2 separate regions of the Homo sapiens genome follow, and region 1 is linked to region 2. A link is a loop called in an ENCODE intact Hi-C map of the cell type or tissue named here. Cell type or tissue: heart left ventricle. All regions are shown on one strand. Links, peaks and the distances in the headings refer to the core of each region. The heading gives the core; the rest is flanking DNA.

The links. Peaks named below come from ENCODE experiments on the same cell type or tissue, not always from the same donor. Only the 100,000 strongest peaks of a DNase experiment are listed, where the experiment ranks them.
Region 1: a loop joins it to region 2, with 2.5 times the contacts of the local background. A loop is called at or near these places in 1 of 110 quality-filtered maps.

Annotation. Positions count from the first base shown.
Region 1 is chr3:49,314,665-49,320,311 of GRCh38, reverse strand. All of the region lies in intron 6 of USP4 (ubiquitin specific peptidase 4), which reads left to right. LOC124906236 (Sjoegren syndrome nuclear autoantigen 1 homolog) reads left to right here and starts at 1,250. Exons shown (of 2, transcript XM_047449404.1): 1 at 1,250-2,003; 2 at 2,834-3,660. The coding sequence starts at 2,847. The coding sequence ends at 3,230. RefSeq lists enhancers at 2,819-3,318, 3,319-3,820. In heart left ventricle, for the core only: no CTCF peak of the experiment used is centred there; a DNase peak (open chromatin) is centred at 3,361.
Region 2 is chr3:48,961,862-48,967,508 of GRCh38, reverse strand. ARIH2 (ariadne RBR E3 ubiquitin protein ligase 2) reads right to left here. Exons shown (of 16, transcript NM_006321.4): 5 at 2,527-2,590; 6 at 234-384. Among named protein-coding and RNA genes, the nearest start is that of P4HTM, 26 kb to the left of the region's middle. RefSeq lists an enhancer at 3,320-3,967. In heart left ventricle, for the core only: no CTCF peak of the experiment used is centred there; no DNase peak of the experiment used is centred there.

The DNA.
Region 1 (5,647 bases), core at 386-5,385, 350 kb before region 2:
CGCCACCACGCCCGGCTAATTTTGTATTTTTAGTAGAGACAGGGTTTCTCCATGTTGGTCAGGCTGGAGACCCTGTCTCTTGGAAAAAAAGAGTCAGGCATGGTGGCTTATACCTGTAATCCCAACATTTTGGAAAGCTGAGGTGGGAGGATTGCTTGAGGATAGGAGTTTGAGACCAGCCTGGTCAACATAGCAAGACTCCTGTCTCTACAAAATTTTTTTTAAAAATTAGCTGGGCATGGTAGCTTGTGCCTGCAGTTCCAGCTTCTTGGGAGGCTGAGGTGGGAGGATCCCTTGAGCACAGGAGTTTGAGGCTGTAGTGAGCTATAATTGTGCACTGCACTGCAGCCTGGGTGACAGAGCAAGAGCTTGTCTCAAAACACAAGAAAACAAAACAAGGCTGGGCACAGTGGCTCATGGCCTGTAATCCCACTTTGGGAGGCGGAGGTGGGTGGATCACTTGAGGTCAGGAGTTCAAGACCAGCCTGGTGAACATAGCGAGACCCCCCTATCTACTAAAAGTACAGAAAATTAGCCAGGAGTGGTGGCGTGCACCTGTAATCCCAGCTACTTGGGAGGCTGAGGCAGGAGAATTGCTTGAACTCAGGAGGTGGAGGTTGTAGTGAGCTGAGATGGCACCATTGCACTCCAGCCTGCGTGACAGAGCAAGACTCCATCTCAGAAAACAAACAAACAAACAAACAAACAAACATGTTTAGTAATACATTGTGTGTCAAAGACACAGAGAAGTTGAAATTGAGGGAATGGAAATAGTGGCTTATGCCTGTAATCCCAGCACTTTGGGAGGCAGAGGCAGGCACATCACGAGGTCAAGAGATCAAGACCATCCTGGGCCAATATGGTGAAACCCCGTCTCTACTAAAAATACAAAAAAATTAGCTGGGTGTGATGGCATGCTCCTGTAGTCCCAGCTACTCGGGAGGCTGAGGCAGGAGAATCTCTTGAACCCGGGAGGCGGAGGTTGCGGTCAGCCGAGATCGCGCCACTGCACTCCAGCCTGGGCAACAGAGCAAGACTCCGTCTCAAAAAATAACAAGAAAACGTACATCAAGGGAATATGTCATCGAAGGAAGGTCACTAGTTGGCTTAATAACTTTTTTAAAACCTACCAATAGAGTCAGTTTTATATATTTCTTTTTTTTTTTTTTTGAGATGCAGTCTTGCTCTGTCACCCAAGCAGGAGTGCAGTGGCGCAATCCCTCCCAAGGTGGTGGAATTACAGGTGTGAGCCACCATGCCTGGCCAATGTATTTCTATTTATTTATTTATCCCTCAACAGTCCTCCCTCCAATTTAATATATTTCTTGGCAGAGGATAGTAAATGTTTCCATGGATGGATTCCTTGGTGGTGGTGATGGTGGTTTGTTTTTTTTTTTTTTTTGAGGCAGAGTCTTGCTCTGTCACCCAGGCTGGAGTGCAGTGGCACGATCTCGGCTCACTGCAACCTCTGCCTCTCAGGTTCAAGCGATTCTCCTGCCTCAGCCTCCTGAGCAGCTGGGATTACGGGTTCGTGCCACCACGCCCGGCTAATTTTTTGTATTTTTAGTAGAGATGGGATTTCACCACGTTGGCCAGGCTGGTCTCGAACTCCTGGCCTCAGGTGATCCACCCGCCTTGGCGTCCCAGAGTGCTGGGATTACAGGCGTGAGCCACCACACCTGGCCGGTTGTTTATATTTAATTGTCTTTTTTTCACTAATGAGGACCACCTTGTAAATTCTGGGCATTTTCAGAGTTTTCTCTTCCATGTGAATTGCTCCAGCTAACTTAATATTAGTTTCTCAAGGGTTTGTGTAGACCTGGCTTTGTCTCTTTCCATCTGTTTCTCTCTTTCCCTTTAACGTCACTTGCCTGAGGTCTATAAGGCCCTTTAAGGTTGCCAGCCCAGAGCCAGAAGAGATTGGTGTCCCTGAAGTTAAGAAAGCCACCTTTGCCTACAGATGGTGTTCACAGTGTTGGTGTGGAGTCACAGCTTGACTTTTGGTAAGGCAGCAAGTATTCTGACTGTTAAGAGTTTATTGTAGCTGGGCACTGGTGGCTCATGCCTGTAATCCCAGCAGTTTGAGAGGCTGATGTGGGAAGATTGCTTGAGCCCAGGAGTTTGAGACCATCCTAGGCAACATAATGTGACCCTGTCTCTTAAAAAAATAAAATTAGGTCAGGCACGGTGGCTCATGCCTATAATCCCAGCACTTTGGGAGGCCAAGGCGGGCGGATCACCTAAGGTCAGGAGTTCAAGACCAGTCTGGCCAACATGGTGAAACCCTGTCTCTACTAAAAATGCAAAAATTAGCCAGGCGTGGTGGCGTGTGCCTGTAATCCCAGCTACCTGGGAGCCTGAGGCAAGAGACTCGCTTAAACCCAGGAGGCAGAGGTTGCAGTGAGCTGAGACTTCACCATTGCTTTCCAGCCTGGGCAACAAGAGTGAAACTCCATCTCAGGCTGGGCGCAGTGGCTCATGCCTGTAATCCCAGCACTTTGGGAGGCCGAGGCGGGCGGATCACGAGGTCAGGAGATTGAGACCATCCTGGCTAACACAGTGAAACCCCGTCTCTACTAAAAATACTTAAAAAAAAAAAAAAACACCACGGGCATGGTGGCAGGCGCCTGTAGTCCCAGCTACTCGGGAGGCTGAGGCAGGAGAATGATGTGAACCCAGGAGGCGGAGCATGCAGTGAGCCGATATCACGCCACTGCACTCCAGGCTGGGCAACAGAGTAAGACTGTTGTCTCAAAAAAAAAAAAAAAACAAACAAACAAAAAACAAAACAAAACAAAAAAAGAGTGAAACTCCATCTCAAAAAAAAAAATAGGGGGCCCCAGGAGATGTTGACCCAGCAGGGCATGGCGCTGCAGAACTACGACAACAAGCTGGTCAAATGCATAGAGGAGCTATGCCAGAAGCAGGAGGAGCTGTGCTGGCAGATCCAGCAGGAGGAGGACAAGAAACAGCGGCTGCAGAATGAGGTGAGGCAGCTGACAGAGAAGCTGGCCTGCGTCAACGAGAAGCTGGCCCGCGTCAACGAGAACCTGGCACGCAAGATTGCCTCTTGCAGTAAGTTCTACCAGACCATCGCGGAGACGGAGGCCACCTACCTCAAGATGCTGGAGAGCTCCCAGACTTTGCTCAGTGTCCTGAAGAGGGAAGCTGGGAACCTGACCAAGGCTACAGCCTCAGACCAGAAAAGTAGTGGTGGCAGGGACAGCTGACCAGACCATGGGCAGGGCCTGCCTCTGTGCGCCCCTCAACTCAGCCCCAGCAAGTCTGTCCACAGAGCGTCTTCTTCATGGCAGCAGCTGCCTTCTTTCACTGTCTCAGGTGCTAAGAGGGGCAGCTGCCAACCTCCACTGGCATCAGTGACAAGCCCGGGGCACAGCCTGTGGGTCCTGGCTTTGTGCTCACACAGGCTATGGGGAGGGTGGGCTCTAGGTCAGCTCTGCAAGGGGCCTGTCTCTGCGGCACCCACACTCCTGGGCTGCCAGGGAGGTCCTGGTTGTAGTCTGAGCACCATGGAGGTCCCCTCAGCCAGCAGAGGCCCAGGGCAGGGGGCAGGGGTTCTCCTTCATCCCAGAACCCAAACCTCAGGGCTCACCCCTGTGGCCTGTGACTGTCAATAAAGATTATCTTTGTAAAAATAAATAAATGATTGAATGAATGAATGAAAAATAAGTTAACCGGGCTTGGTGGCTTACGCCTATAATTCTAGCACTTTGGGAGGCTGAGGCGGGCAGATCACTTGAGGCCAGGAGTTCGAGACTAGCCTGGCCAACATGGTAAAACCCTGTCTCTACTAAAAATAAAAAAATAGCCAGGCATAGTGGCATGCACCTGTAATTCCAGCTACTCGGGAGGCTGAGGCATGAGAATTGCTTGAACTGGGGAGGCTGAGGCATGAGAATTGCTTGAACTGGGGAGGTGAAGTCTGCAGTGAGCTGAGATTGGACCACTGCACTCCAGCCTGGGTGACAGAGTGAGACACTCTCAAAATAAATAAATAAAGTTAAATTAAAAGAGTTTATCATTATCTTAATTATAATTCCAGGTACCAGACGCTGGATACTTGAGGTCAGTCTTTATTTTATTTTTTTTAGATGAAGTCTCGCTCTCATTTCCCAGTCTGGAGTGCAATGGCGCGATCTCGGCTCACTGCAACCTCCACCTCCCGGGTTCAAGTGATTCTCCTGCCTCAGCCTCTGAGTAGATGGAATTACAGGCATGTGCCACCATGCCTGGCTAATTTTGTATTTTTAGTAGAGATGGGGTTCCTCTGTGTTGGTCAGACTGGTCTCGGACTCCCAACCTCATGTGATCCGCCCACCTCAGCCTCCCAAAGTGCTGGGATTACAGGCGTGAGCCACCACGCCTGGCCTAGTCTTAAAGGATAGGATAGATTCATCCTCAGAGCAGCATTCAGTCTGGAGAACATCTGAGAAGCAAGTGGAGTGCAGTAGATTAAGGAGGGCAGGGATGGGCTTTGCCTGGTTTGTCCAGAGCCTCACTTTGGGCCTGGGCACAGGGATGTTACAGGGTCCCACCATGGTATCAGGCACACGTTTGAGTTGTAATTGATAATCACGTGACATGCCTGGGGAGCAGGACTTACCAGTAGAAAGGTGCCTGGGAGTCCAGAGGCTTGACTACAGTGTCTCTTAGGAGCAGAGGTATCCTTGTTTGGAGGCATAGTGTCTGTTTTCAGAGTGTGGCATGAGACCCAGTCACAAATCAGAGTGAGATCTTGCTTACCTAATATATATGCCTGAGATTCAGACATTTCTCCTGGCTTCCTATATTCCAGCCTGTAATGCCCAGGGTTTGTTCCACAGTTGCCTGAAGGTCTGGAGACAAGTCCCTGCCCTAGTGCTCAGCATTTCCCAGATTATAGTAAATTTTCTGAAGAGAAGTTTTGCTTCTGACTTGTCTGTCAAAGATAGAGTATTTTTTAATAGATAGGGTCTTGCTTTGTTGCCCAGACTGGAATGCAATGGCATGATCATAGTTCACTGCAACCTCAAACTCCTGGGATCAAGGGATCCTCTCGGCTTAGCCTCCCGAGTAGCTAGGACTGCAGGCACGTGCTGCTATGCCTGGCTTTTTCTGTTCTGTAAAGAGAAGTTCAGCCTCCCAAAGTGCTGGGATTGTAAGCATGAGCCACTGCACCCAGCCTAAGGATAGAGTTTTTTTTTTTTTAAATCTTACTGTGTTAATTTTCAAGCATATAAAAAGTATCCTTATATGCCCTTAATTTGGTTTCTTTTTGATTGAATTTACTATGAAAACTGGCAGTATTTTCTAGAACATTTTAAACATCAAATAAAATTTTTCTTTAATTTCTATCACCCTGAAATGTTGTCTGTTTAAGAAATTGACAGGTCTTGGATATCTCAAATGATTTGTATGGATTTTTGCCCTTTTTAAAAATAAATAAATAAATAGAGACAGGGTCTTGCCATGTTGACCAGGTTGATCTTGAACTCTTGGCCTCAAGCAGTCCTCCCACCTTGGCCTCCCAAAGTGCTAAGATTACAGGCATGAGCCATCAGGCCCGGCCGATTTTTGCCCTTTTAAGCTCAAGAAAATAGATAAGTTATCAATGAATAGTTACTGAGAAGAGGAGTGCCATACTATA
Region 2 (5,647 bases), core at 201-5,200:
GCTCTGCACTCACGCCAACATTTACAACAGTATATTTAGTTTTCTCGTTTTGCTGAGGACTGGGGAAAACTTTGTCACTGTTTGTATGGATGTATTTGAAAATCACTAGTTCTGATGATAAAAACCCCAATCAGGCTCAGAAGAAAATACTCAGTTTACTTGAGTACATGAAAAGGCAGAGTCAAAGATAAACACTTCATGCCAGCTTTTTATAAGTTTTGTGGCAGACTCACCCACGCCCACGCCGTCCTTGACGAGAACTGAGCAGTGCTGCTCCCAGCAGCTGCGGCAAAACTGGTGCTGACAGGCCAGAGAGAGTAGGTTTTCCTTTCGCACAAACTGCATACACACTGCACAGTGGTGAGGGGGATGGGATGTGGGAACCTGGAGAGAAACAGAGCCACATGAGCCAAAGAGGAGTCAGGTCCAGAAGGCCATAAGGGTACCTCATGCAGCCGGGTGCATGGAAAGTGATCCTCACCCTGCAACAAGTATCAGAGCTCAACTGCAATGTGTGGACTCTGAGTCCCAAGGGTACTAAGCTAAAAGTATATACCAGGAAGGCTTCCTGAAGGAGGTGGCAGCTGGGCTGGGCTTGCAAAATCACCAGGATTCAGAGGCAGAAACAAGGCTGAAATGAGAACTTACAGTGGTTTATAATGGCAGACTGAAAAACTCAGGGTTTCAGAATTGCCAAGGTCCTTAGAAGTCACTTAGTCCAAATTCTTTTAGAAGCTATCAGGTTTCTTTTGTAGACTACCCCTGTTAAGCACAGCAGAGTTGCCCCTCACAACTACTAGAAACCTAGTCACAAAGGTTATTAGAGGATGAGTTTATAAATCTTCTAACAGCCAACACTGTAGTTTTACTTGTCAAGGACAGTGGTTTCACTATATCGACGTACCCAAACCACAAAATACTACAGCCTTTACCAAGTTACAACTCATCCTTAATACACCAGATGTCACATGTAATTAATATTGGCGGGGGGGATGTGGAGACACCAACTAGGGGAAGAAACTCTTCTAGAATGTGTGCAAATAACTGTATAGCATGAACTCCAGAATCCACATCATGCTACACAAACTGGCAGAGAAAGACAATCTGGGGACCTTGGCTAAAACCACAAACCAATGGAAAAGTCCACTTACAAGAACATTAGGTTCTTTTTAGTTAACTGGGAATATAAAAAAACAAGTTGAGAAAAAGAACTGGATTCTCATGTTTATCCATTTTGCTTCTGGAAACCTTTGTCTTAAGAGGCTGCAGAAATTATGTGGTGATCTGAGCCCCAATTCTGCCTTCCAAGATCTATTTTAGCATGGCCCTCATTCAAAAAATATTCGACATATGTTCGTTTAGCTCCTAGATAAACAGGAAATTGCTATGCATTGTTAAAATACAGCTTCTATGGTAGGGGTGGTAAAATGATATGAGTTAATCACTATAACACACATGTAAAAGTTTATAGATATAATTAGGTGAGTTTCCAGGGGAATGATCCAGGAGACAGGCTTTGTCAGAGGTGGCTTAGATTTTTTTTTTCTTCTGATGGAGTGTCTGTCGCCCAGGCTGGAGTGCATGCAGGGGTGCGATCTTGGCTCACTGCAACCTCCACCTCCCGGGTTCAACCAGTTCTCCTGCCTCAGCCTCCCAAGTAGCTAGGATTACAGGCATGCGCCACCAGGCCTGGCTAATTTTTGTATTTTTAGTAGAGATGGGGTTTCACCATGTTGGCCAGGCTGGTCTCAAGCTCCTGACCTCAAGTGATCCGCCCGCCTCGGCCCCCCAAAGTGCTGGGATTATGGGCGTGAGCCACCGTGCCTGGCCGGACTGGGGTCTTTAAAGGTGAATTCCCTCCCTATAAGCAAAGGTGGAGCCAGAGTCTGAACATTCTAGGAAGGGAAGGCACAAACAGAAGACATATGCAGTAATCTCAGACACACCAAAGCACCCAGAAGGAATGGAGTGCAGGCTGAAAGTGCAGAGAGGAAAGTGGGGCTGGAGAGGGCCCAAGGACAGGCAATGACTTAGTCCCTATCTATAAGGAAACTTTTCAAACCATAACAGAAGATTTAAGTCAATACTAGAACAAATATTGTGGGCATGTTGAACTATAAACAAAGCAAAGAGAGCTCCTTTTTTTTTTGAGACAGAGTCTCGCTCTGTCGCCCAGGTTGGAGTGCAGTGGCATGATCTTGGCTCACTGCAAGCTCCGCCTCCCGGGTTCACGCCTTTCTCCTGCCTTAGCCTCCCGAGTAGCTGGGACTACAGGTGCCTGCCACCACATCCGGCTAATTTTTTTTTTTTGTATTTTTAGTAGAGACAGGGTTTCACCGTGTTAGCCAGGATGGTCTCGATCTCCTGACCTCGTAATCCACCCGCCTCAGCCTCCCAAAGTGCTGGGATTACAGGCGTGAGCCACACCGCACCCAGCCAAGTAAAGATAGCTCTTAAGGACACTGCAAGCCAAAGCAAGAACCACATGCAATTAGGAGAAGCCTCATTCAAGTAATAGACACTCACATGTTTTGATGGATTAGGCTGAACTCGAGCCTCAACAAGCAGTTGAGCAGAATTGGACTTGTATCTACAAAACAAAAAGCAGAAATGAAGGCAATCAGAAGCTAAAGACATTTTTACCCCTGAACAATAACAGGACAGAGAAAGATGTTTAGAGCATCTTTGTCTCTACTTTCTCACAGAACTAAGCTTCCTTTTATCTCAGTACAAAGACTTTTTTTCTCAAGACAGAAAATGCAAAATATAAAGGAATAATAAAAAATATAAAGCCCAATAAATCATGCTACATTTAAGAACCTCAATTCATCAGAAGACACCAAAGTCAAAAGCCAAGCCATAAGCTGGAAGATAATTCAATATATAAACTTCTAGGCCAGGCGCAGTGGCTTACTCCTGCAATCCCAGCACTTTGGGAGGCCGAGGCGGGCAGATCACTTGAGGTCAGGAGTTTGAGACCAGCCTGGCCAAGATGGTGAAACCCGTCTCTACTAAAAATACAAAAATTAGCTGGGCATGGTGGCACGTGCCTATAGTCCCAGCTACTTGGGAGCCTGAGGCAAGAGAATCGTTCGAACCCGGGAGGCAGAGGTTGCAGTGAGCTGAGATTGTGCCATTGCACTCCAGCCTGCAAGACAGAGCGAGATTCTGTCTCAAAAAAAAAAAAAAATTCTATATATATGGCTGGGCGCAGTGGCTCACACCTGTAGTCTCAGCACTTTGGGAGGCCGAGGTGGGTAAATCACTTGAGGTCAGGAGTTTGAGACCAACCTGGCCAATATGGTGAAACCCTATCCGGGAGTGTTGGCTCATGCCTGTAATCCCAGCTACTTGGGAGACTGAAGCAGGAGGATCGCTTGAACCTGGGAGGTGGAGGTTGCAGTGAGCAGAGACTGCACTACTGCACTCCAGCCTGGGAGACAGAGCAAGACTCTGTCTTTAAAAAAAATAAAAATAAAAATAAAAATAAAAAAAATAACTGGCAAAGGATCAGTATTCAGAGTAAACAAAACTCCTAAAAATCCATTTGGTTCTAGGAACTGGACATGGGAGAAGGGGGAAGGATCCATTTGGAATAACAAAATAACTCAATAAAAAATGGGGAGAAGACTTAACAGGCATTTCAAAGGAGGAGGCAGCACAAATGGCCATTAAACATATGAAAAGATTCTCAACCTCCTTAATAATACAGGACCATTGAAACAATTAGATGCCATTTACATCCACCAAACTGCAAAACTTTAAGTCTTACAATATCAGGAACACCTATATACCACTGCTGAGCGTGTAAAGTGGTAAATCACTCTGGAAAACAACCTGGAATTATTTAGCAAAGACAAAACTACACGTATGCTATAGCCAATAATTCCTTTTCTATATTTAACTCCAGAAAAATTACGTGACAGTAAGAGTTACCTACAATAATTTTCCATTTATAACAGAATTATCAAGTGGCAATAAAAGTGCCACACAAAGCCCAGGTCAACATATTTCCAAGATACCAGGAATTGGAGCAGAAAAGAATTATGTCTCATCTATGTGATTTCTACCTAGTCAGAATGCTTCCCTCAGCTATCCTTATTGAGGGGCCCGTTTTATTCCTAATTCCCACAGTAATATTTTAAGTATCTTTTGCCATCCAAATCTCCACTCCTGAGTTATGCTGAAAGAGTGTGGGCAGTGAGAGATATCCTATTGCCAGAACCTATGTGGTTCCAGAGTTTTGGGCAGTAGTATAATAATAAGGCAGCAGCAGTTCATCTGCAATTCCATCTAAATATATTCCGTTCTTGAGTACACAGGATGAGTGCAGTTAGTGAATCAGGAACGAATTTGCTCTTTCCTGACTGTGCTGAGCTGCTCCAGCTGGTATGTCCTTCCCAGTTGTGTTCAGCCCGGAGAAGGAAAGGCACGATCTTCCTCTGTAGATAAATTCTACTAAAAATACAAGAATTAACCAGGCATGGTGGCAAGTGCTGGTAATCCCAGCTACTTCATAGGCTGAGGCAGGAGAGTTGCTTGAACCCTGGAGATGGAGGTTGCAGTGAGCCAAGGTTGTGCCACTGCACTCCAGCCTGGGTGACAGAGTGAGACTTTGTCTCAAAAAAATAAAAATAAAAAAAAACATACCATACGAGAAAGGAAGATTCACTGCAGTGTGAAAGAGTAGGAATGGTAACAAGTGCTTCTCACCAGAGGGAATTTTGCTCCCCACGAGTTATTTGACAATGTTTGGAGACATTTTGATTGCCAAGGACTTAGAGGTGTGGCTTCTAATAGAGCCCAGGGATGCTGCCAGACATCCTACAATTCACAGATCAGGCCCCCCACAACAAAGAGTTATCTAGTCTAAAATGTCAATAATGCTGAGGATGAGAAACACTGTGCTAGACAGGGGCACACGCCTCCGAGGGTGAGCATAGGAGATCTCTACAGAGGATGCAGAGGAGGAGGTGCCCCTTTTCCTGACAACTTGTAAGACATCTTGAGACTCTAAGGTCTGTATCTTAAGATCTCTAGTTCTGGAGGAGGTGGAAAGAAATACTCAAATACACTGCTGGTAGAGGTGGTGGGTGGTAAAGTAGCCTATATTTTCTTTCTGTTTTTTTTTTTGAGATGGAGTCTCACTCTGCCACCAGGCTGGAGTGCAGTGGCACAATCTCGGCTCACTGCAACCTCTGCCTCCAGGGTTTAAGCGATTCTCTTGCCTCAGCCTTCTGAGTAGCTGGGACTACAGGAGTGCACCACCACGCCAGGTTGATTTTCATATTTTTAGTAGAGAAGGGGTTTCATCATGCTGGCCAGGCTGATTTCAAACTCCTGACCTCAGGTGATCCGCCCGCCTCAGCCTCCCAAAGTGCTGAGATTACAGGCATGAGCCACCACGTACAGCCAGCAGCCTACATTTTCTAAAGGAAATACAACTCGTACTATGATACAATCCTCAAGTTGACGTATCCAAAAGAAGTAAAAGATGTTGGCGCGTGTTACCTAGAAAGGCACTGATTAAAAATTAACAATGGGAAAGAAAATCTGAATTCACTGTCCAACAACAGAGGTTTGGAAAAAGTATGGAATATCTATGATAGAATACTGTGCTAGTATTAAAACTGGGGTAGAAGAATAT